Linked DNA regions of Homo sapiens: region 2 is linked to region 1. A link is an interaction called in ENCODE POLR2A ChIA-PET data of the cell type or tissue named here. Cell type or tissue: A673. All regions are shown on one strand. Each heading gives the region's core, and the rest is flanking DNA. Links, peaks and the distances in the headings are about the cores only. Region 1 overlaps KIAA1549. Region 2 holds the start of FMC1 (formation of mitochondrial complex V assembly factor 1).

Region 1 (13,073 bases), core at 5,902-10,901:
CTGCACAGAGCAGGCAAAGATTTGTGGAATACATGGACAAATGACACTGAACTACACAAAGTCAGCCCTGGTGGGGACTACAGTCCAGTGGAGGAAGGCAGAATGCACAGACAAATATGTAGAAGACAATGATAAGTGTCATGAAGAAAAAAAGCAAGCAGGAGCAGAGGAATTACGGAGGCGGTTGCTAATTTTTCACATCGGGGTTAGGGAAGGCCTCCCTGATAACAGGAAATCTGAGCAGAGACCTGAAGGAAGGGGAGTCAACTGTGTTGATCATATCTGAGATGAGAAAGTTCTAGGCAGAGGGAACAGCAAGTACAAATGATTGCAATGAATGCATATCGTTTTTATAATCAGGAAAAAGCCAATAAAGATATTGTACTCTCAAAAGGCATTAAGATATTTAAAAGCCCAATTCTAGGGGCTAGGAAAACCACCTAATTTTTCAAATTCCTAAGACTCTCTTCAGGCCCAGGCTGAAAACTCCAACCCATTCCTGGAGCCGCCTTCCCCAGCCCAGTCTCCCAGCCCATCCTCCATTAAACAGCTGTCCAGGAGAAAAAAAAACACTCAATAGTGCAAGGATGCTGAGGTGAGGTAAGGTGAAGCAGCCCCAAGGTGGAGAGGCCCCAAGATCTGTGCTGGTGCTACAAGCCAAGGGCAACAATCCTGACCACTATCCTAGCCACCAGTGGCTGACTTGTCCCCCAATCCCCATCCAGATCTGGCCTGTGCTGGCCTGCACAGATGCCCCTCCATCCCAGCCTGTCATCTGCCTCCACTGCCAGTTCCCAAAGCGAGCACCTGTCACGTGCTCCTGCTCTGCACCAAGACCACTGAGGCTCCCAGCTCTGAGCAATGTCCACTCCTGCTTCCCTACCAGCTAGTTCCCACTCCACTAGGCATGGATGAAGCTGGAAGCCATTATCCTCAGCAAACTAATCCAAGAACAGAAAACCAAACACTGCATGTTCTCACTTATAAGTGGGAGCTAAACAATGAGATCACATGGACACAGGGAAGGGAACAACACACACCAGGCCCTCTCGGTAGGTGGGGTGGGAGGAGGGAGATTATTAGGAAAAAGAGCTAATGTATGCTGGGCTTAATACCCAGATGATGGGTTGACAGGTGTAGCAAATCACCATGGCACACATCTACCTATGTAACAAACCTGCACGTCCTGCACATGTATTCCAGAACTAAAAATAAAAATTAAAAAAATAACTGTGGTTAAAAACGTAACATAAAATTTACCCATCTTGTATTAATATTAAACAGAAATTTTTATTTAAAGGCAATTCATTGCAGCAGCGATATATATTTTTAAACGGAAACAAACTAGAGGTCAGATAGTCAACAGAGCTTTATTTTTCAATCCATCTAGTACATCCCAAGTATAAAAAGCTAAAAACCTTGTGCTCCAAGGCCAGGCGTGGTGGCTCACGCCTGTAATCCCAGCACTTTGGGAGGCCGAGGCGGGCAGATCATGAGGTCAGGAGATCGAGACCATCCTGGCTAACACGGTGAAACCCCGTCTCTACTAAAAATACAAAATAATAATAATAATAATTAGCCAGGCGTGGTGGCGGGCGCCTGTAGTCCCAGCTACTGGGGAGGCTGAGGCAGGAGAATGGCGTGAACCTGGGAGGCAGAGCTTGCAGTGAGCCAAGATCGCGCCACTGCACTCCAGCTTGGGCGACAGAGCCAGACTCCGTCTCAAAAAAAAAAAAAAAAAAAAACACCTTGTGCTCCAATAATATTTTCTTCTTAATATTTTCTTTAGCATCCTTTTTTTAACTTTATTTTAGGTTTGGGGTGTAAGTGCAGGTTTGTTACACAGGTAAACAGGTGTCACAGGAGTCTGTTGTACATATTATTTCATCACCCAGGTATTAAGCCCAGTACCCAATAGTTATCTTTTCTGCTCCTCTCCTTCCTCCCACCATCCAACTCAAGGAGGCTCCAGTGTCTGTTGACTCTTTGTGTTCATAAGTTACGATTTAGCTCCCCCAAATTGACCATCTCAACCATTTCTAAGTGTACAGTTCCACAGTGTTGAGTATATTCACATTGTCGTGCAACTGATAGTCTGAACTCCTTCATCTTGCAAAGCTGAAACTCTGTCCCCATTAAACAAAAACTTTCCATTCCCCCCTCCTCCCAGGCCCTTGCCATCCTTCTACTTCCTGTCTCCATGGCTTTGACTACTCTAGGGACCTCACGTAAGTGGAATCCTACAGTATTTGTCCTTTCATGACTGGCTCATCTCACTTGGCATAACGTCTTTGAGGTTCATCCATGTTGTAGCATGTGTCAGAATTTCCTTCCTTTTTAAGGCTGAACGATATTCCACTGAATGGCTAGACCACATTTGCAAAAATTTGTTTATTTTCAATTTTGTGCGTACATAGTTGGTACGTATATTTATGGGTTATATGAGTTTTGTTTTTTGTTTGTTTGTTTGTTTTTGAGATGGAGTCTTGCTCTGTCTCCCAGTCTGGAGTGCAGTGATGCGATCTCAGCTTACTGCAACCTCTGCTTCCCGGGATCAAGCAATTCTCCTGCCTCAGCCTCCCAAGTAGCTGGGATTACAGGCCTGCACCACCATGCCTGACTAATTTTTGTATTTTTAATAGGGACGGGGTTTCACTGTGTTGGCCAGGCTTGTCTGGAACTCCTGACCTCAGGTGATCTGACCACCTCAGCCTCCCAAAGGGCCGGCCACTGTGCCCAGCCCATGAGATGCTTTGATACAGGTACGTAATGCATAATAATCACATCAAGGTAAATGGTGCGTCCATCCCCTCAACCATTTATCCTTTGTGTTACAAACAATCCAATTATACTAGCTGTTTTTAAATGTGCAACTAAATTATTTTTGACTATAGTCACCCTGTTGTGCTAGCAAATACTAGGTCTTACTCATTCTTAACTCTTTTCCTTTTTTAAAAATTTTCCTTTCCTATATAAAAGCAACTTATTCATTCTATTTTTTTGTACCTATTAGCCATCCCCACTTCCTCCCAGACGACAGTTTGTTTATTCATTCATCTGTCCACAGACATGTGGGTTGCTTCTGCCTCCATCTCAGCTTCGACACCCTTTTGCTTCAACTATCTCCAAGTGCTTTTGTAATTCCTGGTAGTCAACCACCCTAACACCTGCTGACACCAGCTCAGGGAACTCAGGACTGGACTAAAGGCTTGTGACCGTGCTCAGGGCAGGGGCAGTTCTCTGAGCAGCGCAGCCAGCCAGGCACCAGCTCAGCTCCGAACCCGCTACTGCTCCTACCCTCAGTTTTGCCCGATGGCTTGAGATCTGGGCTGCATTTTTATGCGCTATGGACTCTCCACTAATTAGATAACCAACAATCTTTGAAGTACACCCAACTTCAATGAGAAACTGCACAGTTCTGAGCCTCTCAAGCTTTGGTGTGCACACAAGTCACCTGGAGGTGCTTTCAAAAAGTCGATGCAGTAGGCCCGGGGTGGGGTCCGACCTTCTGCATTGCTGACAAGCTCCCAGGCGATGCTGATGCTGCTGATCCGGGGACCACACTTGGAGCAGCAAGGACCTGGCAACCTCCCACCTGCTCAGACCTGTCTCCTGGGCTTTGCCCAAGTTCCCCTGGAAGCTGGCTCCATAAGATCATCTGTTTTGTATGTCTGAGGCTTCCCCCTTTGAAAGCTCCCCAACAGTATTTACCCAGTGTTTCAAAGCAGCTCTTCAGACTGTCCGGCTCCACAATTAATCCTAGCACCCAACACAGTAAGTGATGAAGGGTTCCTTCCTCAGGCCCAAACAGAGAACAAAGAAGAAAGAAGTGACAGGAGAGTTTCCAAGAGACTCCAAAGGACTGGGAAGCACCAGGAAACCACTAGGAGTGAGGAGCCCTCCCAGCTGCCCTGCCCTCGACACAACACCCCAGGACCGCTGTGGCCTATCTTCCGCCAAGGCTCTGGGCCACCCAGGCTGCTGGAGGGACAAGCAGAGTGTCTGCCTGGACTGCGACCAAGACTGGCCTTCCAACTTCAACTGGGCCCTTGCCACTGCCTGGCAATTCTTTCACTCATCCCTTCTCACTCTCCTCTGGAAGCCAGTTGTGTTTGCTCAAGCTCCTGATCCCCCCACGCTGCTGTCCTCTCTCCAGATCTGCTCGCCTCCCACCCTCCACCAATAGACCCATACTCCCCCATACATCTCTGTCCCCAGACAAGCCACCTGTTTCTCCTTCTGTTTTCCTCCTCTCTCAAATGAATGCCTCCACTCTTGCCCTAGATCCCATCCCTTCCAAGCCCCCAGGAGCTTTCACTCCTGCCCTCTCTGCCTCCCTTTCCAACCCCACCCCAGACTGGCTTCTTCCTAGCCCTCACCTGCACAGATGGCCTCCACCTTACCACTCCCTCTTCCTACGTTATTTCACTCCTTGCACACACACAGCACCCTTCATGCCGCAGAAGCTGGCCCTCTGAGGGGCTGGGTCCTACCCAGTCAGCGGCTGTCACAACAAAACCCACCCCCTAGGGTTGAGAAACCGTCTTACAGCTGGACCTCAACCTCGAGAGGGCAAAACTCAGCCTCCAAATCACATCACTTCCCTTCTCTTGCTGGAAAGATCTTCTCGGTCCCTTTCAGTACCAATATGTGGAATATTCTGCACCTTCCATGCCCATTTTCCCACATCCTAGACACCCAACTCCTGCCCTGTACACCTGCTATCTGAGCACACAGGCTTTGACTCAGACGTGGAGCGTAATGAAAACCATGGGGGCCACTGCAGACAGTCAAGCAAGGAGGAAGGGACGTGACCTGTTCCTAGCAGGCCCTTCCTGCTGAAGGTGGAGGATGAACTGGAGGAAGTGAGAGGAGAAGTAGAGGTCGTGACAGTCACCTGGAGAAAAGAGGATGGGAGCTTGAATGAGGGCAGTGGTGGCAGCGATGGTACAGCAGAAACATTCAAGACGGACTTCCTCCCCTCCCATTCACAGTCCTCTGGGAACTTTCTTTCACTCACTGAGGGGCTGGTGCCTGGCTCACAGTCCTTTCTTCCTCTCTCCAGGCAAGTTCAACATCCACAGAAGTTATTCACCCCAAAGCCTTCCTCCATGTTCCACTTCAACAACTCATTCCCACCACTACACCCTACCCTGTTCATTACCCAAGACCAAAACTAGAGATGACCCACTTCTGAAACTCGGCACAATGACACCCCAATCCCTCCCGCCCTCCCCCACCTCTCTCTCAACACCTGCCCTGGGATCTCAGCTGCACCCCCTCCTCCCAGTCCCTTTCCCACTGCTCCAGCCACGGTTCACCTCCTACCTCATCCAGACCACCTCTTGCCAGCTCCTTCAATCCCCTTTGGCTCTTCACACCTGCCCTGTGATTCCCCATCCCTGACTCGGGCCAATGGCTCACCTTTCCCAGACACACTGGAACGTCAAGTGCTAGAGGACAAAAATCACACGGTGGGTTCCCTAACATCACCACAGATACCCCCATTACCTTGGACTTCACTCCCAACCTTCCACCAGTCCCTCCGATTCCTTCTCCCAACATTACTTCTTCCTAACTCTTCTTAGGGTGGTCCTGCCTGCCCAGGTGAACCTCCTCACTTTTGGTAAATTAGCCATGAGGTCCTTCCTTCTACTTCCTTAAATTGTCAACCACTGCTTTTGTTTTGTTTTGTTTTGTTTTTGAGATAGAGTGTCGCTCTGTCACCCAGGCTGGAGTAAAGTGGCACAATCTCAGCTCACTGTAACATCCGCCTCCCAGATTCAAGTGATTCTCATGCCTCAGCCCCCCGAATAGCTAGGATTGCAGGCACCCGCCACCACACCTGGCTAATTTTTGTATTTTTAGTAATGGCGGGTTTTCACCATGTTGGCCAGGCTGGTCTCAAACTCCTAACCTCAAGTGAACTGCCTGCCTGGGCCTCCCAAAGTGCTGGGATTACAGGCATGAGCCACCGCGCCCAGCCCAGTCACTGTATTTTTACTGACTCTTGAAGCCTACAAACACAATCAAGTCTAAAACATGTTTTTAAAACTTCCACCAACCCTCCTGCCACCATTAAGTTATAGGGAATAACTCAAACCTCACCAGGCCTAAGAATAACATAAAGAGCTTGTGGAACATTTCAAAAATACAAATCCTCAGGCATCACCTGTTTCAGTAGAGCTGGCTTGACCATGAGTTGGGTTTTTAACAGGTGATTCTGATCAGTTGGCCCTCATCCCATCCTTCAAGAAACAGTTTGGTACAGTAGCATTTGACATGATGGATCACTCACCTAGAGGAAAACTCTCTCCTCCTCTCCTGGCTCTCATATCACTATTTTGTCATGATGGTCAGTTCCTCTGTATGCTCCTCTTTGTCTTCCCCTCTCCTTCACGCTAGTTTCAGGGTTTCTGTCCTCAGCTGCCTTGTCTACTAACTCTCCATGCTCCCCCCTCACTAGTGTCTTCCATATCTATGACTTCAACTACCATCAAGTACAACATTTAACAAGCTTTTTTTTTGTTTTAAGTTCTTGCTCTATCACCCAGGCTGGAGTGCAGTGGCACAATCCCAGCCCACTGCAGCCTCAACCTGCTGGGCTCAAGCAATCCTCCTGCCTCAGCCTCCCGAATAGCTGAGACTACAGGTGCATGCCACCATGCCCAACTAATTTTTGTACTTTTGTAGAAACAAGGTCTCACTATGTTACCCAGGCTGGTCTTAAACTCCTGAGCTCAAGCAATCCTCCCGCCTTGGGCTTCCAAAGTGCTAGGAACACAGGCGTGAGCCACCGCACCCAGCCTAACTTTTTTTCTAAGTACTGGATCTGGGATAGATTAAAAATCAATGAATGAATGTACAGGTGATAGTCAACACAGTTAACAGCAGTGGAGCACGAGCACTGACAGTCGGAAAGGGAGCTATTCTAATTTTACAGGTAAAGGATCTGAACAGACATTTCTCAAAAGAGACACACAAATGGTCAACAGGTAAAGAAAAATTGCTCAGCATCCCTAATCATTAGGGAAATGCAAATTAAAACCACAATGAGATAGCACCTCAAACCTGCCAGAATGGTCTTCAGCCAAAAAACTAAAGCAGAGTCCTTGAGGCACCTGCTGTGCTGAGCATTAACCCTTCAGTCACTGGATCTCGGTGAGGTGGAGGGTGGCGGTGGTCCTTGGGAGAAGAGTCCTGAAAGAGGGCAGGGAGGCTCAGGGTACTTGGGGGTGGGGAGCAAGGAATATTCAGTACAGCAGCTATTTACCAACTGCTATGGTAGTATCTCAGTGGTTTGGTTTTGTTTTTTGAGACAGAGTCTCATTTTGTTGCCCAGACTGCAGTGCAGTGGCGCGATCTCAGCTCACCGCAACCTTTGCCTCCCGGGTTCAAGCCTCAGCCTCCTGAGTAGCTGGGATTACAGGCACCCACTACCATGCCTGGCTATTTTTTTGTGTTTTTAGTAGAGACGAGGTTTCACTATGTTGGCCAGGCTGGTCTCGAACTCCTGGCCTCAGGTGACCCACCTGCCTCAGCCTCCCAAAGTGCTGGGATTATAAGCGTGAGCCACCACATCCAGACTGTATCTCAGTGTTTTTACAACCAGTCAAATGCTCGCAATGAATGAAAACAGCAGGTCTAGGGGACAATTCTAATCTAGTTGCCTGGTCAAATAAAATATGGTTCTTGCACACTATTTACACAGACTCAGTCCCAAAAGCAGGTGTCTCTCAAGGTCTCTGGAGATTTACATAGCTCCAGAGTTAGTCCAGGCTGACTTAGCCTTCAATGTTCCAACAATACCTATTCCCAGAAGGCTAGAACAGAAGGCACTTTACCTCTTAGCCCAGTGCTTCCCAAACCTCAATTGTGCATGCAAAATCACCAGGGGGATCTTGTCAAATGCAGATTCTGATTCAGAAGGTCGGGGGTGGGCCCTGAGATTCTGCATTTTCTAACAAGCTACGAGGCAGTGGAGGCAGTGATGATGCGAGCTAAGAGGCAGTGATGATGCTCAGAGTGTGGGGACCACAAGATTAGAATTTCACTAATGAGAAGTAATTGCCTGAAGCTAACAAAGGAGATGGAAAAAAGAAAGAGACAAAGAGAAAGAATAAGAGAAAGCAAAGTATGGGTCTTGAGTGTGTGGATGCAAGAGGGAAGAATAAAGGGAGTTTTTAAAAAGAAGAGCCATCTGCAATGGTGAGAGTGAGCTGCCTTCAGCAGGTCATGGGCCTAGAACATCTACCAGGCAAGGAGAAATGACAAAACAACCTAACAGAAAAAGGACAGATGCTGCTTATAAGTGCATTCCAAGACATCCAAGATGTTGACTTGATATGTAGGAGCTACAGGGAGAAATGAGCTACAAGGAGCTAGAGGGTTAATGAGATTAGCGCTAATCTCATTAACCCTTTCTTACACCGAGGAGGAAACCCAGGACAAGGTAACTTGTCCATAGTCACAAAGTTACAGGCAGATTTGCATTTGCACACACCCAGGTTTTTTAACTCACCTTTTAACAAATCCTGCTGCCTAACAACAAGAAAAAGAAATCACATCATTGTGAGCTCCAGATGAAAGGTGGGTGGTCACAACTTGAAAACAAATTAGATCAGTTAGAACAGTGTCTTCCTATCTGGGAAAATCAACCTAGTGTAATTATAATGACGGTAATTAGCTGCCTCTATCATTCAGGGCACTGATAGAAAACCTGTGGCTCCCACGTCCCTAGTGACTTGTAACAACTCCCTGGCTGGGTTCTGTTTTCAGAATTAAGTGAGGCACTTCCTGACAAGCACTGCAGCAGCTGTTCCCAAACGGGCAGGAGTGAGCATTGAAAATGCAGTCCTCTGCACCCTTTCACTCCCAACCCAAACAAAACCAAGCAAAAACATGTAACAAAAAATGCTTATTTTATTTTACCTTATCTTATTTTATCTTATTTTATTTTGAGATGGAGTCTTGCTCTGTCACCCAGGCTGGAGTGCAGTGGCGCGATCTCATTTCATTGCAACCTCTGCCTCCCGGGTTCAAGCAATTCTCCTGCCTCACCCTCCCAAGTAGCTGGGATTACAGGCACCTGCCACCACACCCGGCTAATTTCTGTATTTTTAGTAGAGACCGGGTTTCACCATGTTGGCCAGGCTGGTCTCCAACTCCTGACCTCAGGTGATCCCAAAGTGTTGGGATTACAGGCGTGAGTCACCGCGCCCGGCCTCAACATAACGATTTTAAATTAGCTGTTCTAACAGTGAAAAGACAACTGCAAGATACCAATGGTATACAGTAGTCCCCCTCCTCCAAGGTTTCGGATACCGGAGGACAACTGCAGTTTGAAGATATTTTGAGATATTCTGAGGTATTTTGAGATACAGCATATTCACGTTTTATTACAGTAGACTGTTAGAACTGTTCTGTTTTGTTATTATTGTTAATCTCTTACTGTGCCTCATTTTTTAATTAAACTTTATTGCAGGTATGTACATATAGGAAAAAACCATGGTATATACAGACTTCAGTACTACCCAAAGTTTCAGGCATCCACTGGGGGTCTTGGACCACATCCCTTGCAGATAAGGAGGGACTACTATATCTTCAAAATACTGTTAATTTTCAGTTACTGGGTTTACCATATCCGGATCAGTGGTTCCAATGCTCAGGGGCTAAAACGGAGCTGTCAACTTGTTAAAATGAAGATTCCCAGGCACTGCCACCAAAGAGTCTAATTTAGAGGCTAAGGGTGAGTCGTAGACATCTAAATTCTTAACAAGCACCCCCACATCCCCAAATGATGTTGATGCAGGAGGCCTAGGGGCCACACTTTTGAAACATTTAAGTATTTGTTTATAATATCCTAAACGACTCACAAAGCATAAATATTCACCTAGAAATGGCCAATAATAAAACAGCACATTAAGAAAAAAATTTCACACACCATAAGCATAAATGCAATAAAAAAATTATTAAAAGAACAAATGGCAGATCTTGCTAATCAAAACAACCAAAAACTTCTACATTTCAAAATTATGTAAAATTTAAAAGAAATTCCTTTGGAAGGGGAAAACGCAACATATAGAAGGAAAAATGGTTGCTATCCTTCTAATACATAAAGATTTAAATACATATCTATGCCACAACAGGTAAATAAATAAAAATACAGAGAAAATTCACAGAATACAAATACAAAATAAAAAATATTCAATTCTAAAGCAATAAAACCGTGCAGGTTAAAACAATGTATTACAAATTTATTTAACAAGGGCTTTTAAAGTAACATTCAATGCCAGTGATGAAGTGAATACTCAATGCAAGTGATAATGGAAGGCCCCTGCGTAAGCTTCAAGGGCTTATGTCAGCATTATAACTTTCAAAAATTGCTTCATTCAAAAATCACATACTGAGTACCTACTAGGGGCCCAGCATTTTGAACAAAAGATGCAGAAATCCAGCCTGGTGGGCCTTACATTTTAATCACACTCTAATACCCCTTCCACAAATGTATACTCAAGAAAACACACACACACACACACACACACACACACGGAAAGAAACATGCACAAAGCCTTTTTTTTTTGAGACGGAGTCTTGCTCTGTCGTCCAGGCTGGAGTACAATGGCGCCATCTCGGCTCACTGCAACCTCTGCCTCCCTGGTTCGAGCAATTCTCCTGCCTCAGCCTCCCAAGTAGCTGGGATTACAGGCACATGCCACCACACCCAGCTAATCTCTGTATTTTTAGTAGAGACGGGGTTTCACCATGTTGGCCAGGATGGTCTCAAACTCCTGACCTCAGGTGATCCGCCCACCTCGGCTTCCCAAAGTGCTGGGATTACAGGCGTGAGCCAGCGCGCATGGCCAGCAGAGCCTTCTCTATGTAGCTATTCATCAGCATTACTTACAGCAACCCAAAAAATGGAAATAAAAGAATAAATCATTAGGATAGAAAATAGTTTTCAAATAAGACTTAATGAATGGAAAAATGCTTAAGTTAAATGTAGAGTGGAAATGGTAGTAAATACAATTGTGCATATAATTCTTTTTTTAATGTTAACAACAAAAAAACGATAAAATTACTTAGTGTTACCTACAGGCTGTGAGATTATGGGTGACTGGTTTCTGTACCTTTCAGTAATTTCCAAATTCCCTACAAAGCAATCTATTTCATAATAACTATTACTTTTTAAAAACTTATCTCTGAATAAGGTGAAGAAACTGGGCATGATTCTTTGTTTTTATACTGTGGATGGCTAATCACTTAAGAGCAATGCATTCAAAAGTAAGTCCAAAGCATTACAAGTTGTTTCCACAACAGTCAATGGTTAAGACCAAACTTGTAAATTTTTTTTTTAAAAAAACACACTCAAAATGCTGAATGAAATACAAATAGACAAGAAATCGATTTAACATAGAGATTTAACCAAAGACTGTAATAAGGGGACCACCTGGAAGGTGGACTCTATTGAACAAAAGTTAACAAGAGAAGCCAGCTGAAGGAGGAGATAGCTTTCAGACAGCCACGGAAGGGAATGCTGCCTCACATAGGAAGTCCAAAACAGGTCTAAGCCATGCCATTTTCTGACTACCACTGCTTATTCCTTAGAAAGAGAACCAACCACCACAGCAGTGTTCAGCAAAGCTCTCCTACATTCCAAATCTCCTGGTGAAAATACCACACTCAGGACTGGGAGGGCAGCCCAAGCAACTGCAACGCACCCTCTTCCCAGGATCAACAGCACCGCCCAGGCACCCTACACACACCCTAGCTACATCAGGAAGCCACCCTCCACCAAGATCGTTCCTCACAGTCTTCAAGTAGATGGGGTCACCTCCAGCAGGTCATCCATAAGGAATCCTGCCTTTCCTGTCCGGGAATGGTCTGTGCAAGGGTTTGTACTTCCTTCACTGCTCTGTGTTTCCAGCTGGATCCTGGAGCACAGGGGCTGTGCCCTCCACTTCTTAGTTCCTAGTCTATGAGCCTGGCAGCGGCTGAAGCCAATATACAAACCAGTGAAAGGATGAAGTCTCTTTCCATGATGTCAGGTCTAGAATGGAAATATTATTAATTTCATGTCTCCAGGTTGAATATTTGTATTGGGGGTAGAGGGGAAGCAGGAAAGGACTTCCAAAGAAGAGAAGGTTAGGGATGGGCAGTGCAAACAGCTTCACTATTTATTTTAAAGTTACCAGAAGCACTTATATTCTCCACAACCTCTGCAGTACACCCAGATGGCCACATTCATATGGGGAAGCCATCAGGCACAGAAAGGAAGCATGTCATAGAGTCTGAAGCCAAACCAACCTAAACTCAAAGCCTTAGTTTCCTCATCTGTAAAATGGGGATAACTATGCCTAACTCACAACGTGATTGGATCGTGTATATAAAATTCAACATCTGGCACACAAAAAGCACTCAGGAGATGGAAACCATTTATCTGCTGTGTCTTATGACAGATGAATCCACGAGTATCAGATGGGCTCTCTTTGTTGACTAAAGCCAAGAGACCCTTGACAATGATCTCTTCTCCTCTGGACACACAGGGCTGGAACTCGCAGGAGCAGGACTGAGACGGGAGGTCCTAGGTTAGAGTAAGGTGTTTGCACTAGCTGTATACTGCCTAAAAGAGACTCATTCTGTCACCCCAACCCTGGTTCCACCCAGCTATGGGAAATCTCTGCAGAGGCTTCAGGTGTGGATATGTCTATGGGCCAAGAGCGGGGGTGGGAGGCAGGGAAAGTGATGACTGTGACCTTGAGCAAGGCACTTCTCTGCCTTAGTTTCCTCTTTGGTAAGCAGAGTGGACCTGTTCCATGATCCCTGAAGTCCTCCCTGTGCTTCTATTGTACCATCCCCTCTAGGGCACTGGTTATAATTCTCACAGGTCCAAGGGACACCTTCAAATGTGTTCCAATTCCTCCCAGCCACTGAGTAGCCCTTTGGCCCTGCTCCCACGAGAAAGGAGGATTCGGAGCAGCGTTCACGGCTTTCTGGTTTTTGTTCTGTGTGCAGCAGCTCTCCACCCCTAGCTGCTCCTTCCACCTTTCCTTTTCCGCCTCAAAGTGGTCAAG
Region 2 (16,840 bases), core at 5,401-10,400, 370 kb after region 1:
GGTGGTGCACGCCTGTAATCCCAGCTACTCCGGAGGCTGAGGCAGGGGAATCGCTTGAACCTGGGAGGTGGAGATTGCAGTGAGCTGAGATCGCGCCACTGCACTCCAACCTGGGTGACAGAGCAAGACTCTGTCTCAAAAATAAATTAATTAATTAAATAAACCACTTCAAAAAGAAAAAAAATGTCTGGTGTGATGGCTCACGCCTGTAATCCTAGCACTTTGGGAGGCCAAGGCGGGTGTATCACTTGAGGTCAGGAGTTCGAGACCAGCGTGGCCAACATAGTGAAACCCCATCTCTATTAAAAATACAAAATTACCATCCTGGCTAACATGGTGAAACCCCGTCTCTACTAAAAATACAAAAAATTAGCTGGGCTTAGTGGCGGGTGCCTATAGTCCCAGCTACTCAGGAGGCTGAGGCAGGAGAATGACGTGAACCCGGGAGGCGGAGCTTGCAGTGAGCCAACATTGCGCCACTGCACTCCAGCCTGGGTGACAGAGCAAGACTCCGTCTCAAAACAAACAAACAAAATTAGCTGGGCATGATGGCATGCGCCTATAGTCCCAGCTACTCGGGAGGCTAAGGCAGGAGAATCACTTGAACCCGGGAGGCAGAGGTTGCAGTGAGCTGAGATCTTGCCACTGCACTCCAGCCTGAGCAACAGAGTGAGACTCCATCTCAAAAACAAAACAAAACAAAACAGAAACACCTTCACAAAAAGAAAAAAAATTTTTTTTGAGACAGGGTCTCACTCTGATACCCACGCTGGAGTGTAGTAGCGTGATCAAGGCTCACCACAGGCTCAAGCGATCCTCCCACCTCAGCCTCCCAAGTAGCTGGGAATACAGGCACACACCACCATACCTAGCTAAGTTTAAAATTTTTTTTGTAGAAGTGGGTTTTCGCTGTTGCCCAGGCTGGTCTCAAACTTCTGAGCTCAAGCAATCCATCTGCCTCAGCCTCTCAAAGTGCTGGGATTACAGGCGTGGGCCACTGCTCCCAACAATTATTATTATTTTAGAGACAGTGTCTTGGTGTCACCTAGGGTGCCATGCAGTGGAGAGATAATAGCTCAATGCAGCCTTGAACTTCTGGGCTAAGTGATCCTCAAACTACTGCATAGCTAGAACTACGGTCACGCACCACCATATATACATCGATTTTTTTTATAGAGACAGAGTCTTGCTTTGTTGCCAGGCTCCTGGGAGATTTAATTCTATCACTGTACACTCGGTTAAATAATTAGTTGGTGTGTCTAGCCAAAAAGTAGTATCCGAAAACCCTCAGTATCTGGAAATACGTACGAGTGGGGAACTTTTTTTTTTAGACAGGCTCGCACTCGCTGTGTCACCTAGGCTGGAGTGCAACCTCTGCCTCCTGGGTTCAAGCAATTCTCCTGCCTCAGCTTCCAGAGTAGCTGGGACTACAAGCACGCACCGCCACACCCAGCTAATTTTTGTATTTTTAGTGGAGAATGTGTTTTTGCCACGTTGGCCAGGCTGGTCTTGAACTCCTGGCCTCAAGTGATCCGCCCCCCCTTGAGCCTCCCAAAGTGCTGGGATTACAGGCGTGAGCCACAGCACCCGGCCAAGAGTGGGGAACATTTAAAATGGTAATCTTGAGAAGGCTGTTTAAGATGTGTAAGTTCCTTAATTTAGCCAGTGTGGTAATCAGCTGAGGGTGCTGAAGAGTGACCTATAATGAGGCTGGGTTTTGAACAGAATCTCACATGTTAATACAAATGAGTTTATTATATTTTGTATTTATTATCAGGAGCATTTTTTTCCTAAAGATAAGGCAGGGTATCAGGCTAAGGAGATGATAGGAAAGAAAAAAATCATTTAAAAACTTAAAAAGACAATATAGTTGTAAAAATTTTTCTAAAAAGAAAAAATAAAAAGGCAGGATCATCAAACCAGCTTTTTTTCCCACGAACTAGGCACGCCACATGTTTTTTACCTTTTCTTAACTTCAAATCCTATCGCCCTTTTTTTCTTCTTTCTTTACAGACTAGAAGTCTGTGGGCTGTTTGGCATGCAGTACTTTTAAAGTATTCATTAGTGGCCAATATTTAGAAGGAAATCTATAGCATTAAAACAGATTTCCAGAGTTTCCTGAAAAAAAAAAAGGTTTTTAAAGGATTTGCTTTCCTAAAATGGCAACAATCAGTGGAGGTGAGTAATGGCTGCCCCCTGGACAGGTGGGCTAGTTGCTGTCCAGTTCACCAGGTTTCCAACCAAGCCAGCTTTACTCATTAATGAACAATTGATGTTCCATTTGTTTGTCATTCCTGCTCAGTAGCTTATGTCTCCTAGCCACTGGGGCCAGACAGTGCCAATCCCTTTAGGAGCTTCAGACTAAGCTGTTATGACTATGCTACCAAGGAATAAGCCTGGTGAAGAAACAGGCTTTTCTGTTAGGCACAGGGCTTTCGGAGCTGAACAATTTCCCAGTCTGATGGAAGAGACTGACAACTACAGTATGGAGTAGTGGCCATGTACCTACATTAAGAGTTATTTACGATGAGTAAATAAAGGGAGCAACAGGGGACCAGAGGAGGTGAAATGAATAATTTTCACCTTGCCGTATTGACTTCAAGGGCCTGGAGAAGCGTCTAACCTAGACTTCTGGAGTAAGCTGAAGCCCAAAGGGTAAAGAGGCATATTAATACAAATGGTTAAGTTTCAGGCAGAGGGAATATCAGGTAAGGTGTGTGGTGGGGAAGAGACAATGAAAGTGGAGATACCTGGAGCAGAGGGTGATAAGCGAAAAGTGAGAGATGAAGATTAAGGTACAAGCGAGGATCAATTTATGTCGTCTGAGCTTTATCTTAGGGACAATGGGAAGCCCCTGTGATACTATAAGGGTAAGTTTACTGGGACTCCGAAGTGATTTGTTCGTTATACAATTAGGAACAGAACCAAAAAATGAACTGCTAATTTTTAAAATTAATTCCTAATCAATGTACTATTACTTCCCCGCTGTCCCATGTTTATCGCTGACGCACCAATTCAAAGGACACGGCACATGTTTCTTTTTTTTTTTGAGATGGAGTTTCGCTCCTGTTGCCCAGGCTAGAGAGCAATGGCGCGATCTCGGCTCACTACAACCTCCGACTCCAGGGTTCAAGCAATTCTCCTGCCTCAGCCTCCGGAGTAGCTGGGATTACAGGCATGCGCCACCACGCCCGGCTAATTCTGTATTTTTAGTAGAGACAGGGTTTCTCTGTGTTGGTCAGGCTGGTTTCAAACCCCCGACCTAAGATGATCCGCCCGCCTCGGCCTCCCAAAGTACTGGTATTACAGGCGTGCGCCACCACGCCCGGCCTGCGGAAATGGCCTCAACGCTTCAACCGGAAGCAGAAATTGACCGCGGCAGGCGCCATCTAACGGCCGCTGGAGCAAAGCTCCTCCTGGAAATTCGCAACACCGGAAAAGGTCCGGCTGCTTCCGGTAAAAACCCACCAGAGCTGACGTTCAGAGGGCGAGTCTCGAAGATCCGGCCAATTTGCCCAGCGCGCTGTGCTCCGCGACGGCGCATGCCCGCTTTTGCGCAGGCGCGGGGACTACGGCGCAGGCGCGGAGACTATTGCGCAGGCAAGCGCGTACGCAGAAGCGTGCGCGCGCCCGTTCAACGTCCGGAGCATCGGTGCAGTTTCGAGGGTAAAGCCTTTGGCGCGGTGATGTGGACTTTTGTTCTCTAACTACAACTCCCAGCATACGTCACCCCTCACGTGGGCGCTAGGTGTGGTTTCGTGGGATAGGGTAAGGCGAAAATGAAGTGACGATGACGTACCAAAGAGGAAAATAGTTGAATATGTTGTGTGAGCGCGTCGTTTGCAGAAGCCCCAGTGGCCTAATGGATAAGGCATTGGCCTCCTAAGCCAGGGATTGTGGGTTCGAGTCCCATCTGGGGTGGCCTGTGACTTTTGTCCTTTTTTCCCCTTTCTAAACAAAGCGAAATATGCCAACTTTACTTTTTTTTTTTTTAAATGGGAAGTGTGTGTGTGTTTTTACTAGCTGGTGGGCTGCAATTTTCGAGAATCTGCACACACCCATGTCCTTTGTCTGAGCCGCAGGTCCCCTGGGATTTGGGGAGACGTCAATACGTTGAATTTTGATATCCCTTTTATAAATCATTTAAAAATGTCTTCTCAGCGTGTTCCATATCAAATCCACACCCACACCCCCCGCCGGGCCCGCTTCTCCTGAGACTCAGCGGTTGGTCGGCTAACGGGCATCTTCAATGACGCAGTGAAGAAAAGCCCCTGTTTCCCCAAACCCTTGTTCTGGGTTAGAGGTCCTGGTACCTTCAGTTAACAGTCGGGTTTCGTTTGATTTTGTTACGGCGCCCCTGGGCCTTCGATTAATAAGGTTCGGTCAACGGACAAGTGAGCGGTTCCACTGCTCGTCAGTCGATAGGGGGAGTCGGTAGTCTGTCCGACCGTACCATTAGGCGCCTGGGCCGGAGGAGGGGTTTTCAGGGTCGTAGGACGCCGTTGGGCACCACGCTCGGAGAAGGACAGGACAATGGCGGCCTTAGGGTCCCCGTCGCACACTTTTCGAGGACTTCTGCGGGAGTTGCGCTACCTGAGCGCGGCCACCGGCCGACCCTATCGCGACACCGCGGCCTATCGGTACCTTGTGAAGGCTTTCCGTGCACATCGGGTACGGGAGCCATGTCCCGGGTGCTCTACGTGCTGGGGAGGGAGGAAGAGCCGGGTCTGGGCTAGGGTGGGGAGCACGGTGTTTAATTCCTGCATTTCTGAGGCCAACCCTCCCACGGAGCCCTGGTTCTGACCAAACCAACCCAGGCCCTAGGCTCCATGCTCTGGCATAAACTCGGGGACCAAAGGACCAGCGGGGGGGGGCGCAGAGTCGCTCTGGGGACGTCAGCCTGTCCTGCAGAGGGGCGGACCCGTCCCGAAGGATTTCATTGGCTGGTCTGTTGCCTCTGCGGAGGGCAGTCAGGAAAGTGGAATGGAGGATTCAATGCTGGGGATAAAACAATGAAGATGGAGTTGAAGGGTGTACTGTTGCTAGACTTAAAGCCACAGCATCTGGCCAACAATTTCCTCACCCGTCCCCTAGAAAAGTTATTCTAAGAAGCATTTCTTTTTGAGGCGGAAAAGAACAACTGGGCTTTAGGGAAGGAAACTTGCTGCCCTTGAGCAATGTGGGGAAAGGGAGAACGATCAACTGTCGAATTTCTGAGCCACGGACGTCAGAATGTAAAATCTTAGAACTCAAATTCACCTAGTTTTTAAAAGGTGGCAACGTTAGGGTCTGTGCTAGGAACCTGGTCTAAACAGGAAGAATCAGATGCACATGTGTCCTGTCCTTAAGACACTTGCTGCCCACCTAAGGAGCCATACAGTAAAGTACTGAGGATAAATAAGTGCTCAAGGTGTAGACAACAGGGGCTGGGGTATAAAGAAGGGGTAGTTAGGGAAGGTTTTCCGGAGGAAATTAATCAGGGACCTGAAGGCTAATTTGGAGTTAGCAAGTAAATTGGGGTTAGGGTCCAGGTTTAAAAGCTACACAATTGAAAGCCCAAGGGGAGAAAAATTGCCAGTTGAGAGTGGTTTAGCCCTAAGGTGTGGTGGGTGAAGTGGAGGTAGATGAAGTGGTAGGCCGAACAGGAACTTAAACTTTATTGTAAGTGTAATGGGAAGCCATTCTAAGATTGTGATCACCTCCCAGGTTCAAGCGATTCTCCTGCCTCAGCCTCCCGAGTAGTACAGGCAGGCGACATGCGACACCACGCCCGGCTAATTTTGTATTTTTAGTGGAGACGGGGTTTCTCCATGTTGGTCAGGCTGGTCTTGAACTCCTGACCTCAGGTGATCCGCCTGCCTCGGCCTCCCAAAGTGTTGTAATTACAGGCGTGAACTATCAAACCTGGCCCCATTCTAAGATTTTTAAGGAGGTGACATGATTATAGTTGTACCTTATGGGGATAACATTATTACCCTTGAGAGAGACTTGGTAATGGTTCTGAAATTCATGGTACATTCTGGAAATACCACTCTGGAATGCACTTGAGCATAGGGGAAATGGTTTCTGTTTCCTTCAGGCTCACAGCTAACTGAATAACCATCCCATTTTCTCTATCCTTTCCCTCCGGAGAAGGGATTCTATTAGGGAGAAACCTACCCTTTCTCCACAGGGAAAATACAGTGTTCTATTTCATTTGATCTCTTTTGGGTTCTTGTGATCTATTTACTGTTTCCTGTCTATTGCTGACCCTTTTGTCCTCATGATTCAGGCTCAACCGAATCAAGAGCAGTATTCTATCCTACATTAACCTAGAATTCCCATGTCAAATTCCACAAATTTGGGCTTATATATTAATAGAAGTGGATGCTATGATTTGTTAATGCTTGACATTGGTGTTGATTTCTCATAAAATTTAAATTACTAAAAAGTTAAATTTGTATTAAAGCAGATTAATTCTGTTTTTAAGCAGCTAATGAATGTTGCTTTCAACATGATCTGCAGATCCTAAAACCCACATTCTAACAGCATGGGCAACATAGTGTAGTGAGACTTCCTCTCCAAAAAATTTGAAAATTATCCAGGCGTGATGGCCCATCCTCTAGTTCCAGCTAATTGGGAAGCTGAGGTGAGAGGATCACTTGAGCCCAAGAAGTCGATCAAGGCTGCAGTGAGCCATGTTCATACCACTGCTCTCCAGCATAGGCCACGGAGCGAGACCCTGTCTCAAAAACCAAGAAGCCACACACATTCTAGTTTTCAGATTCTAACACTAGATATTCAAATAGAGAAAGGGGATTAGGCCAGGAGCGGTGGCTCACACCTGTAATCCCAGCACTCTGGGAGGAGGCGGCAGGTGGATCGCTTGTGCCCAGGAGTTCACGACCAGCCTGGGCAACATGGTGAAACCCTGTTTGTATAAAAAATACAAAAATTAGCCGGATATGGTGGTGTGCGTCTGTAGTCCCAGCTACTTGCGGGGCTGAGGCAGGAGGATCACTTGAGCTGGGGAGATCAGCAGCCATGTTCACGCTATTGCACTCCAGCCTGGGCAACAAAGTGAGACCCTGTCCCCAAAAAAAAAAAAAAAAAAAAGAGTTGGTGGGGGGCGTATTATGTAGGCAGTGGTGCCCAGATTTATCCACATTTGGACATGGCTCCTTTAGTCCCTCAGAGCTATGCACACATCCCCATCTCACCTTTCCTGCCCCTTTCTCACAGCCTTGAATACAGAACTAGTTAAAGAGGGTGCAGTGAATCTCAAAAGTTAAGTATGATGAAGAAAAAAGGTTTGGAATCATTTGGGGACTTTGGAATGGATATGGAATTTCTAGCTTCTTAAAGTCATGAGTCCAGAGTTTTCAAGATGGATAAGCAAATTGTAAGAGCGAGAATAGCCATTCCTCAGTAACTGTGGGGACTGGTTCCAGGACACCCCCCACCCCCACTCAGGAATACCAAAATCCATGGATGCTCAAGTCCCTGACATAAAATGCTGTAGTATTTGCAATATAACCTATGCACATCCTCCTGTATACTTTGTCATCTCTAGATTATAATACCTTATGCGGTGTAAATGCTATGTAAATCGTTGTTATACTACATTGTTTAGGGAATAATGACAAAACATATGTTTGGTAAGACATGATAATCCTTTTATTTTTTTCTGAGTATTTTTTATCACAAGTTGATTGAATCCAAAGATGCAGAACCCATGGATATGGAGGGCCAATTGTAATAAGTAATATGAACATAAGCATACTAGTTTTATACATGAAACCTTCATTTGTTACTATTTAGCACAAAGCTATCATTTTTCAGACAAAAGTTTTCAATTTTCTTTCTTTTTTTTTTTTTTTTTTTTTTGTTGAGATGGAGTCTCCTTCTGTTACCCAGACTGGAGTGCAGTGGCCCGATCTTGGCTCACTGCAAGCTCCGCCTCCTGGGTTCACGCCATTCTCCCGCCTCAGCCTCCTGAGTAGTTGGTACTACAGGCACCCGCCACCACACCCGGCTAATTTTTTTTTTTTTTTTTGGATTTTTAGCAGAGACAGGGTTTCACCGTGTTAGCCAGGATGGTCTCGATCCCCTGACCTTGTGATCTGCCCGCCTCGGCCTCCCAAAGTGCTGGGATTACAGGTGTGAGCCACCGCGCCCGGCCAAGTTTTCAATTTTCATTGTAATGAAAGGTATATGCCACATTAATCAAAGTCACAGAAATATAAATAAAGCAGTCCTTTATTTGCTTGAAAGGGAGAAAGTTCTACATAATATTCTTTAGGTGACATTAATGATGAGTGACCTAATTATAATTTCCATATCTACCATTAACCAACCTCTGAGCATCTCTGGACTTTAGTTTCCTCATCTGTAAAATTAAGGAATTGAAACTAGATGACTTCTTGCAGTACTGACTGAATACAGGGACATTCAATGCAACTCCTTTTAAAAATCCGAACTAGAGGTCAGCTTTACTAATAACTATAGAGTGCCTCTATAGATGTATTAAGTATACATGTATATACATACATGTCTGTATTTCCTCTGTGCAATTTACTTTCACTCTAGTGAATGCTTATTTATTAAATCTTTCTCTGTGGACCTGTATCTCTAGCTGGGTTAAGAATTTCTGACTTGCTGCTTCTCTAGGTCACCAGTGAAAAGTTGTGCAGAGCCCAACATGAGCTTCATTTCCAAGCTGCCACCTATCTCTGCCTCCTGCGTAGCATCCGGAAACATGTGGCCCTACATCAGGAATTTCATGGCAAGGGTGAGCGCTCGGTGGAGGAGTCTGCTGGCTTGGTGGGTCTCAAGTTGCCCCATCAGCCTGGAGGGAAGGGCTGGGAGCCATGAACATGGAGAATATCCTTGGATGCTGCATTCATAGGAGAATTGAATAATTTCTATCAATATGTATTTATCATTAAATTTTTTTTAAGTTTAAGGTTTTTCTCTGTAATTTTGTTTACTAGTTCTTAGGGGAATTAACTGGACATTTCATCTTTACTCTCAGTGAATTTACTGAACTTTTTGCACTAGACTGATGTTGTTTTTCTACTTAAAAAAATTTTTTTATATTTTATTTTAAAAGTAGTACAAGCCTTAGCCAGGCACGGTGGCTCACGCCTGTAATCCCAGCACTTTGGGAGGCCAAGGCAGGCGGATCACCTGAGGTTGGGAGTTCGCGACCAGCCTGACCAACATGGAAAAACCCCGTCTCTACTAAAAATACAAAATTAGCCAGGCGTGGTGGCACATGCCTGTAATCCCAGCTACTCAGGAGGCTGGGACAGGAGAATCGCTTGAACCCGGGAGGTGGAGGTTGCGATGAGCTGAGATCGCGCCATGGCACTCACTCCAGCCTGGGCAACAAGAGCAAAACTCTGTCTCAAAAAAAAAAAAAAAATTAGTATAAGCCTTTTGTTTAAGGAATTCAAATGTTATAAACATAAAATAAAAGAAACCCTCTTTTCCTTTGTCCTTTTCCCTTGTCCCCATTACCAGGTGGTCACTATTACTAACAGTTTGATGTGCATCTTTCCAGATATTTCCTACACATATACAATTATACATACATATCTCATTTAAAAATACATAAATTTGATGTGTTACAGTCCTGGCAGGAAATAGGTGGCACACTCAAATAGGGACATTGAGGAGAGTTAAAGGGATACATAAAGATGTGGGCGAATTAAGGTTGAGATGGTGAAGCTCTTAGGGGTTCTCAATAGTAGAGAGGTCTTTTTATATTTTATTTTTAACTGGGCAGCCCCTGAACCAGAATAGGTTACGAGAGACTCTCTACTAGAGAGTTCTAACCTCCCTAGGCCTGACCAATGCAGGCCCTTAGGCTGAGGAACATGGCCACAGCTCAGCTATAACCCACAGAGAGGGATGGATGAGTACATAGACATCTCTTTCTGTCTCCTAATCTTGTCAAATTGTTCCTTCTCTTGAACTCCCTATCTGGGCAAATAGCTCCACCATGCACTTGCTAACCAAGACAGAAACTTGGGCTTCATTTGGTATTCCTCTCTCCTTATTTTTCACAATTATTTAGCAATTTCAGCTTCTGCAGTAGCTCTAATAACCTTCTCCTCGTCTGTCTCCACTGCCTCTGTCCTAGTTCAAGCACTGAGAATCTTTTGGCTGAACCAATAAAATAGTCTCCTAAAGGGTCTATTTGCTTCTTATATCCTTATTTCCTCAAAAATCGTTCTCTTTCTGTGAATTGCCAACACTTATTTACCTTTGGCTCCTTTATGGTATATGTCAGTTTCTTCTGGTAGGTAGATAACCTCTTTTCTCGGGGACTATGTCTCATTCATCTTTGCAGTTTCCAAAGCACCTTCCACAGTGACTTACACATTGCATGTATTAAATGTTTTTGAATACATAACTTAGCTCCACTAGGAGAGGTACAACCTCAACAGAACTATTCATAAAGCAGTTCAAGCCGGGTGTGGTGGCTCACACCTGTAATCCCAGGACTTTGGGAAGCTGATGTGGGCGGATCACCTGAGGTTGGGAGTTCCAGACCAGCCTGACCAACATGGAGAAACCTCATCTCTACTAAAAATACAGAATTAGCTGGGCATGGTGGCGCATGCCTGTAATCCCAGCTACTCAGGAGGCTGAGGCAGGAGAATCGCTTGAACCCAGGAGACGGAGGTTGCAGTGAGCCGAGATTGCACCATTGCACTCCAGCCTGGGCAACAAGAGTGAAACTCCGTCTCAAAAAAAAAAAAGGCCATTCAAAACACCATCTCTTCTAAGAGGTTAACATTAAAATAATAGTATTAATAGGTCAAACAAGCATTTATTCGACTGAATGTATAAAAAAAAGAAATGTTTAACATACCTTTTTTGTTTTGTTTTGAGACAAGGTCTCACTCTGTTGCCCAGGCTGGAATACAGTGGAGTAATGCAATCTCTGTCTCCCAGGTTCAAGTGATTCTTCTGCTTTAGCCTCCTGAGTGGCTGGGACTGCAGGCATTTGCCACCACACCCGGCTCATTTTTGTATTTTTAGTAGAGATGGGGTTTCACCATGTTGGCCAGGCTGGTCTCGAACTCCTGACCTCAAGTGATCGCCCGCCTGGGCCTCTCAAAATGTAGGGATTACAGGTGTGAGCCACCATGCCCAGCTGACATATGTTTATTTGTTCTCTGTTTTATTTCATGGATGCAGGTTTGTTATTAATACTGATATTTTACTTTGGTAAGAGTGAAGAAAGCAAAAGGGTGAGGATAGGTTAATGTTTTGATTTCCTTTGTTGTTACCATATTGAATATATACAATAATATGTACATTATAATATACAATATTATATACAATAATATATAATGTTTTTCCTTTTTTTTTTAATAGAGATGGGGGTCTCACTGTGTTGCCCAGGTTGGTCTTGAACTCGTGGGCTCAAGTGATCCTCCCACCTAGGACTCCCAAAGTGCTGGGATTATAGGCATGAGCCACCATGTCTGGCCATTATTTTTCAAGAAGAGATTTGAGGCAGAATTGTCTAATGGTAAGAAATATTACAGTTTTGAAGTCATATAGATTTAGATTGTTAAAAAATAAATATTTAGGCCGGGCACGGTGGCTCATGCCTGTAATCCCAGCACTTTGAGCGGCCGAGGCAGGTGGATCACAAGGTCGAGAGATTGAGACCATCCTGGCCAACATGGTGAAACCCCGTCTCTACTAAAAGTACAAAAATTAGCTGGACTTAGTGGTGTGTGCCTGTAGTCCCAGCTACTCTGGAGGCAGAGACAGGAGAATCGCTTGAACCCGGGAGGTGGAGGTTGCAGTGAGCCAAGATCACACAACTGCACTCAAGCCTGGTGACAGAGCGAGACTCCGTCTCAAAAAAAAAAAATATTTATATTATGATTCTACTTGTATAATTTACCAGATTTGTGATCTTGGGCAGGTTAGTTGACCTGTGCTTTTTCCTCCTTATATTAAATGGGAAGGCCAACAAGGTTGTTGTAATAATTGAGAATAATGTTTATATAAAACACTTAGGGCTGGGCATGGTGGCTCACGCCTGTAATCCCAGCACTTTGGGAGGCTGAGGCAGGTAGATCACTTGAGGTCAGGAGATTGAGACCATCCTGGCCAACATAGTGAAACCCCGTTTGTACTAAAAATGCAAAAAACTAGCCAGACACACGCAAGTAATCCCAGCTACTTTGGAGGCTGAGGCACAAGAATTGTTTGAACCCGGGAGGCGGAGGTTGCAGTGAGCTGAGATGGCGCCACTGCATTCCAGCCTGGGCAACAGAGCAAGACTGTGTCTCGGAAACAAACCAACAAGCAAACAAAAAAATCAGACACTTGCATGGTGCATAATGAGTGTTCAACAAAGAGAAAATCTTACTGTTTGTTTTTATCTTTTTACTTTATTCTCATTCCTTTTATCATGAACCCTTTTCTAAGCCCTACTGCCATCAGTCTTCAGAAGTGTATGCGTATTATGTTATTAAGGTTTAAATAATTTACTCAGGCCATTTCTGTTCACATATAACCAACCTGTACCTCCTATTCATAGTCGCACCATCAATAATCAGCTGAAGTCGGTGTTAGAAAGAATTGATTCTAGAACACAAACTATATTGGCAGTAAACTCTAAATTGGAAGGTCCCAGCCTGAGAATCCTGAGGTTTTGGTTACTAGTCTAGTGATAAGTGATAAAGCACTAGTGATAAGTGATTTACTTCATTTTGCTGTCTCTTGCTTACCTCCTTTAATGTCAACTGCTCCCCCCCCCCCCACCGGATTTTCCTTTAATAGTACTTAAATATGCTTAAGACTTTTCCTTCTAAAAACTACTCTGCCTCTATCTCAAATGCTTTTACAGCTACTACCCGCTGTTCCTCTTCACAAATGAATTAACGTATTCAAAGACTTGAATGAATTATATTCACTTGCTGTATTTTTGAAACTTCTAAAATAAGTTGTATCAAGGTAAATTTACATATAATAAATATACTCATTTTAGGTGTACAGGTCAATGAATTTTGACAAATGAATACACCTGTGTCATAAATATCCCAGTAAAGCTATGTAACATTTCCATCACCCCAAAAGGTTATCTTGTGCCCCTTTGCAGTCAATTCTCCTTCCCCACACCTGGTCTCGGCAACCACTGACCTGCTTGTTGTCACTATAGATTTGGCTTTTCCAGTATTTTATCTAAATGCAGCTATACAGTATGCAGTCTTTTGAGGCAGCTTCTTTTGTTGAGCATACTGATTTTGAGCCTTAACCTTATCTTTTTTTTTTTGAGACGGAGTCTCGCTCTGTGGCCCAGGCTGGAGTGCAGTGGCGCGATCTCTGCTCACTGCAAGCTCCGCCTCCCGGGTTCACGCCATTCTCCTGCCTCAGCCTCCTGAGTAGCTGGGACTACAGGCGCCCGCCACCACGCCCGGCTAATTTTTTGTATTTTTAGTAGAGACGGGGTTTCACCGTGTTAGCCAGGATGGTCTCCATCTCCTGACCTCATGATCCACCCGCCTCGACCTCCCAAAGTGCTAGGATTACAGGTGTGAGCCACTGCACCCAGCCACCTTATCTTGTTAGTAATCCATGTTGTTGTTATGTATCCATTTTCTGCATTTTTCACCACTTACTCATCCTCAATGCACTGCAGTCTGGTTTCCGCCCCTCTACTACCACCAAAACTGCAACCCAGAGGTACAGATGACCTTCAGGACACCAAACCCAGTGGATCTTAGTTATTTTTTATCTCGTTTGTTGTCTAGGGAGCATTTGACACTATGGGCAATTCCCTGCTTTTCCCTTGGCTTTGATGACACCACATTCTTCTTTTTTTTTTTTTGAGATGGAGTCTCGCCCAGTTGCCAGGCTGGAGTGCAGTGGTGCGATCTTGGCTCACTGCAACCTCTGCCTTCTGGGTTCAAGTGATTCTCCTGCCTCAGCCTCCTGAGTAGCTGGGATTAACAGGCGCCCGCCACAACGCCTGGCTAATTTTGTATTTTTAGTAGAGATGGGGTTTCACCATGTTGGCCAGGCTGGTCTCCGACTACTGACCTCGTGATTTGCCCGCCTTGGCCTCCCAAAGTGCTGAGATTACAGGTGTGAGCCACTGCGCCTGGCCCACATTCTTCTGTTTTTTTCTTACTCTAGTCATTTTTCAGTTTCATGTTCTGTGTATCCCTTACATGTTGGGTATTCCTCAGGGTCCAGACCAAGGTCCTTATGTCACACCCTACATGGTTTCCCCTGAGTGATCACCTCCACTTTCATGACTTCAATTATTCTCAAAATGCTTGATAACTCCAGTTCAGGCTCCTCTGGCATGCTGAAGACCTGTATGTCCAACGGCCTGGAGGATGACACCACTTAGATAACTCAGTTATCTCAAATTCAATGTGTGCGAAATGGAACCTCCTCATCTTCCCCTACAAATCTCTCCTGGTATTCCCTATCAGTTCAATGACACTTTCACTCAGTCCCTGAAGCCAGAAATCTAAGTTATTCTTTACTGCTTTCTCTCCTTCATATCTTCAGTTAAACAATCACTAAATCAGATTTTACCTCCTAATAAGCCCTTCAATTTTTATTGCTGCTATCCTAGTGTAGACCTCTTACATCTCTTCCCTTAACCACTGCCCTCCCTAATTGGTCCCTTTTACCTCCAATTATGCTCTCTTCAAGTCCATTTTCCCCTATGCAACACAGATCTGTTCTTGTCATTCTACTCAGAACCCTTCAAAGAAAGACTTTAACAAGAACCTCCAGGGCCTGGCCCTTGCCAGACCTCTTCAGCTTCATCTCTATTCTCTGTGTTTGACAGTCCAGCTAGAACTGAATACAGAAATTCAGTTATTGGGAGCCATGGTCTTGATTTCAACATTTTGCTGTTCCTCATACAGGGAAAGCTCTTCTTCCAATCATACTCCCCTTCAATAGCTCTTTCCTATTCATTCTTCAGGATTTCAGGTTAAATTTCACTTTCTTTTCTTCAACAAGGATGTATGAATGCCTACTACATGGGTGATACTGCCTTAGCTACCCTTACCTTTTCACTCTTAAACATGTGGGGAGGTGGCTCCTGTTTGTAATCCCAGCACAGTGGGAGGCCTGGATGGGAGGACTGCTTGAGGCCAGAAGTTTGAGACCAGCCTGAGCAACATAATGAGACCCTGTCTCTAAAAAAAATGTAAAAATTAGCCAGGTGTGGTGGCATGCCCCCATAGTCCCAGCTACTCAGGAGGCCGAGGTAGGAAGATCACTTGAGCCCAGGAATTAGAGGCTGCAGTGAGCTATGATCATAGCCACTGCTCTCCAGCCTGGGCGACAGAGAAAGACCATCTCTAAAAAAGAAGAAAAGCCAGGCATGGTGGTCCACACCTTTAATCCCAGCACTGTGGGAGGCTGAGGCAGGAGGATGGCTTGGGGCCAGGAGTTTGTGACCAGCCTGGGCAACATAAGGAGACACCTTCTCTACAAAAATAAAAATAAAAAAATTAGCTGGGCATGGTGGCACCTGCCTGTAATCCTAGCTGCTCAGGACACTGAGGTAGAAGGATCCCTTGAGCCTGGGAGGTTGAGACTGCAGCAGTGAGCCATGTTTGCGCCACTGCATTCACCCGGGTGACAGAGCAAGACCCCATCTCAAAGATATAAATTATTTTAAAAAGTTTCTTTCAAGCAATATAGTTTATATGCTTACTGATTTTAATTCCCCTGTCTTGAATAAACCAATTAACTAGTTCTTTTGGTTTAGGTTTGGCTCTTGTCATTTCTCCTCTCCACAAACTTCAGATATTAATACATTTTCACTAGAACTGAGGATGTTTCTGGCTATAAAGTATTGAGTTCCTTGTCTGGTTAAGTGTTAGAGATACAAATATGAACATGTGATAAGAACAAGATGTTCACATACTAGGATTATGTGGTGGGAAAAGAAATCTGTGTTGCTCTGAACTAAAGGCAGGCTAATCCAAGGCAGTCTGTAAAGTAAGTTTTAATTTATCCAACTAAAAGATAGTAATTTTCAAAAAATTTGAATTTTAAAATCTACATTAATAGGCACCGGCCGGGCACGGTGGCTCATGCTTGCAATCCCAGCACTTTGGGAGGCTGAGGCAGGCAGATCACCTGAGGTCAGGAGTTCGAGACCAGCCTGGCCAGCATGGTGAAACTCTGTCTTTACTAAAAATACAAAAATTAGCTGGGCTTGGTGCCAGGTACCTGTAATCCCACCTACTTGGGAGGCTGAGGCAGAGAATCGCTTAAACCTGGGAGGCAGAGGTTGCAGTGAGCCAAGATCCCGCCACTGTACTTCAGCCTGGGTGACAGAGCAAGACTGTCCCAAAAATTAATAGGCACCATGTTTATAAAATTTGATTGTATGTACCGATGCCCCAAGTAAAACCGCAATATTAATTTGTATGATATAGCCTTTATTTACCATATTTAGTTCATAAATTACAATAAATTGAAGGGTTGTCTGTTCTGGACAGCTAGCAAAACATGTTACTTGTACCTATTCTGTTTTAATTACCTAGTTTTAAATGTATAGTTTAATCCTACTTTATATTATTTTGTTACCCTCTGAGACCTTGTTCCTGGAAGAGGAATGGTTATCATTGCTAAAATGTAGACATAGACATACAGAGATTTTTTTTTTCAGATGCTAAGATGAATACATGGTTACTACACTTAAAATTTTTGCTTTGGGAGGCCAAGGCGGGTGGATCACGCAGTCGGAGGCCATCCTGGCCAACATGGTGAAACCCCATCTCTACTAAAAATACAAAAATTAGCCGGGCGTGGTGGCAGGCTCCTGTAGTCCCAGCTACTCAGAAGG

Evidence for each region. ChIA-PET counts read pairs that join two places held together with the same protein. Peaks named below come from ENCODE experiments on the same cell type or tissue, not always from the same donor. Only the 100,000 strongest peaks of a DNase experiment are listed, where the experiment ranks them.
Region 2: POLR2A ChIA-PET joins it to region 1 with 14 read pairs; 3 of 35 experiments call an interaction of 5 or more read pairs at or near these places.

The regions. Positions count from the first base shown.
Region 1 is chr7:138,967,136-138,980,208 of GRCh38, forward strand. All of the region lies in intron 1 of KIAA1549, which reads right to left. Among named protein-coding and RNA genes, the nearest start is that of KIAA1549, 7.7 kb to the right of the region's middle. RefSeq lists enhancers at 6,931-7,431, 7,432-7,932 and a silencer at 12,868-13,073. In A673, for the core only: no CTCF peak of the experiment used is centred there; a DNase peak (open chromatin) is centred at 8,766; H3K4me3 peaks cover 768 bases.
Region 2 is chr7:139,336,852-139,353,691 of GRCh38, forward strand. FMC1 (formation of mitochondrial complex V assembly factor 1) reads left to right here and starts at 4,486. Exons shown (of 2, transcript NM_197964.5): 1 at 4,486-4,671; 2 at 8,650-9,477. The coding sequence starts at 4,534. The coding sequence ends at 8,853. It overlaps FMC1-LUC7L2 (FMC1-LUC7L2 readthrough), which reads left to right and starts at 4,486. Exons shown (of 11, transcript NM_001244584.3): 1 at 4,486-4,671; 2 at 8,650-8,770. The coding sequence starts at 4,534. TRR-CCT4-1 (tRNA-Arg (anticodon CCT) 4-1) reads left to right here and starts at 3,849; the gene lies at 3,849-3,921. It also overlaps a transcript of LUC7L2 not described here. RefSeq lists enhancers at 3,667-3,726, 4,037-4,106, 4,137-4,206, 4,462-5,029, 4,477-4,726. In A673, for the core only: no CTCF peak of the experiment used is centred there; no DNase peak of the experiment used is centred there; H3K4me3 peaks cover 218 bases; H3K27ac peaks cover 386 bases.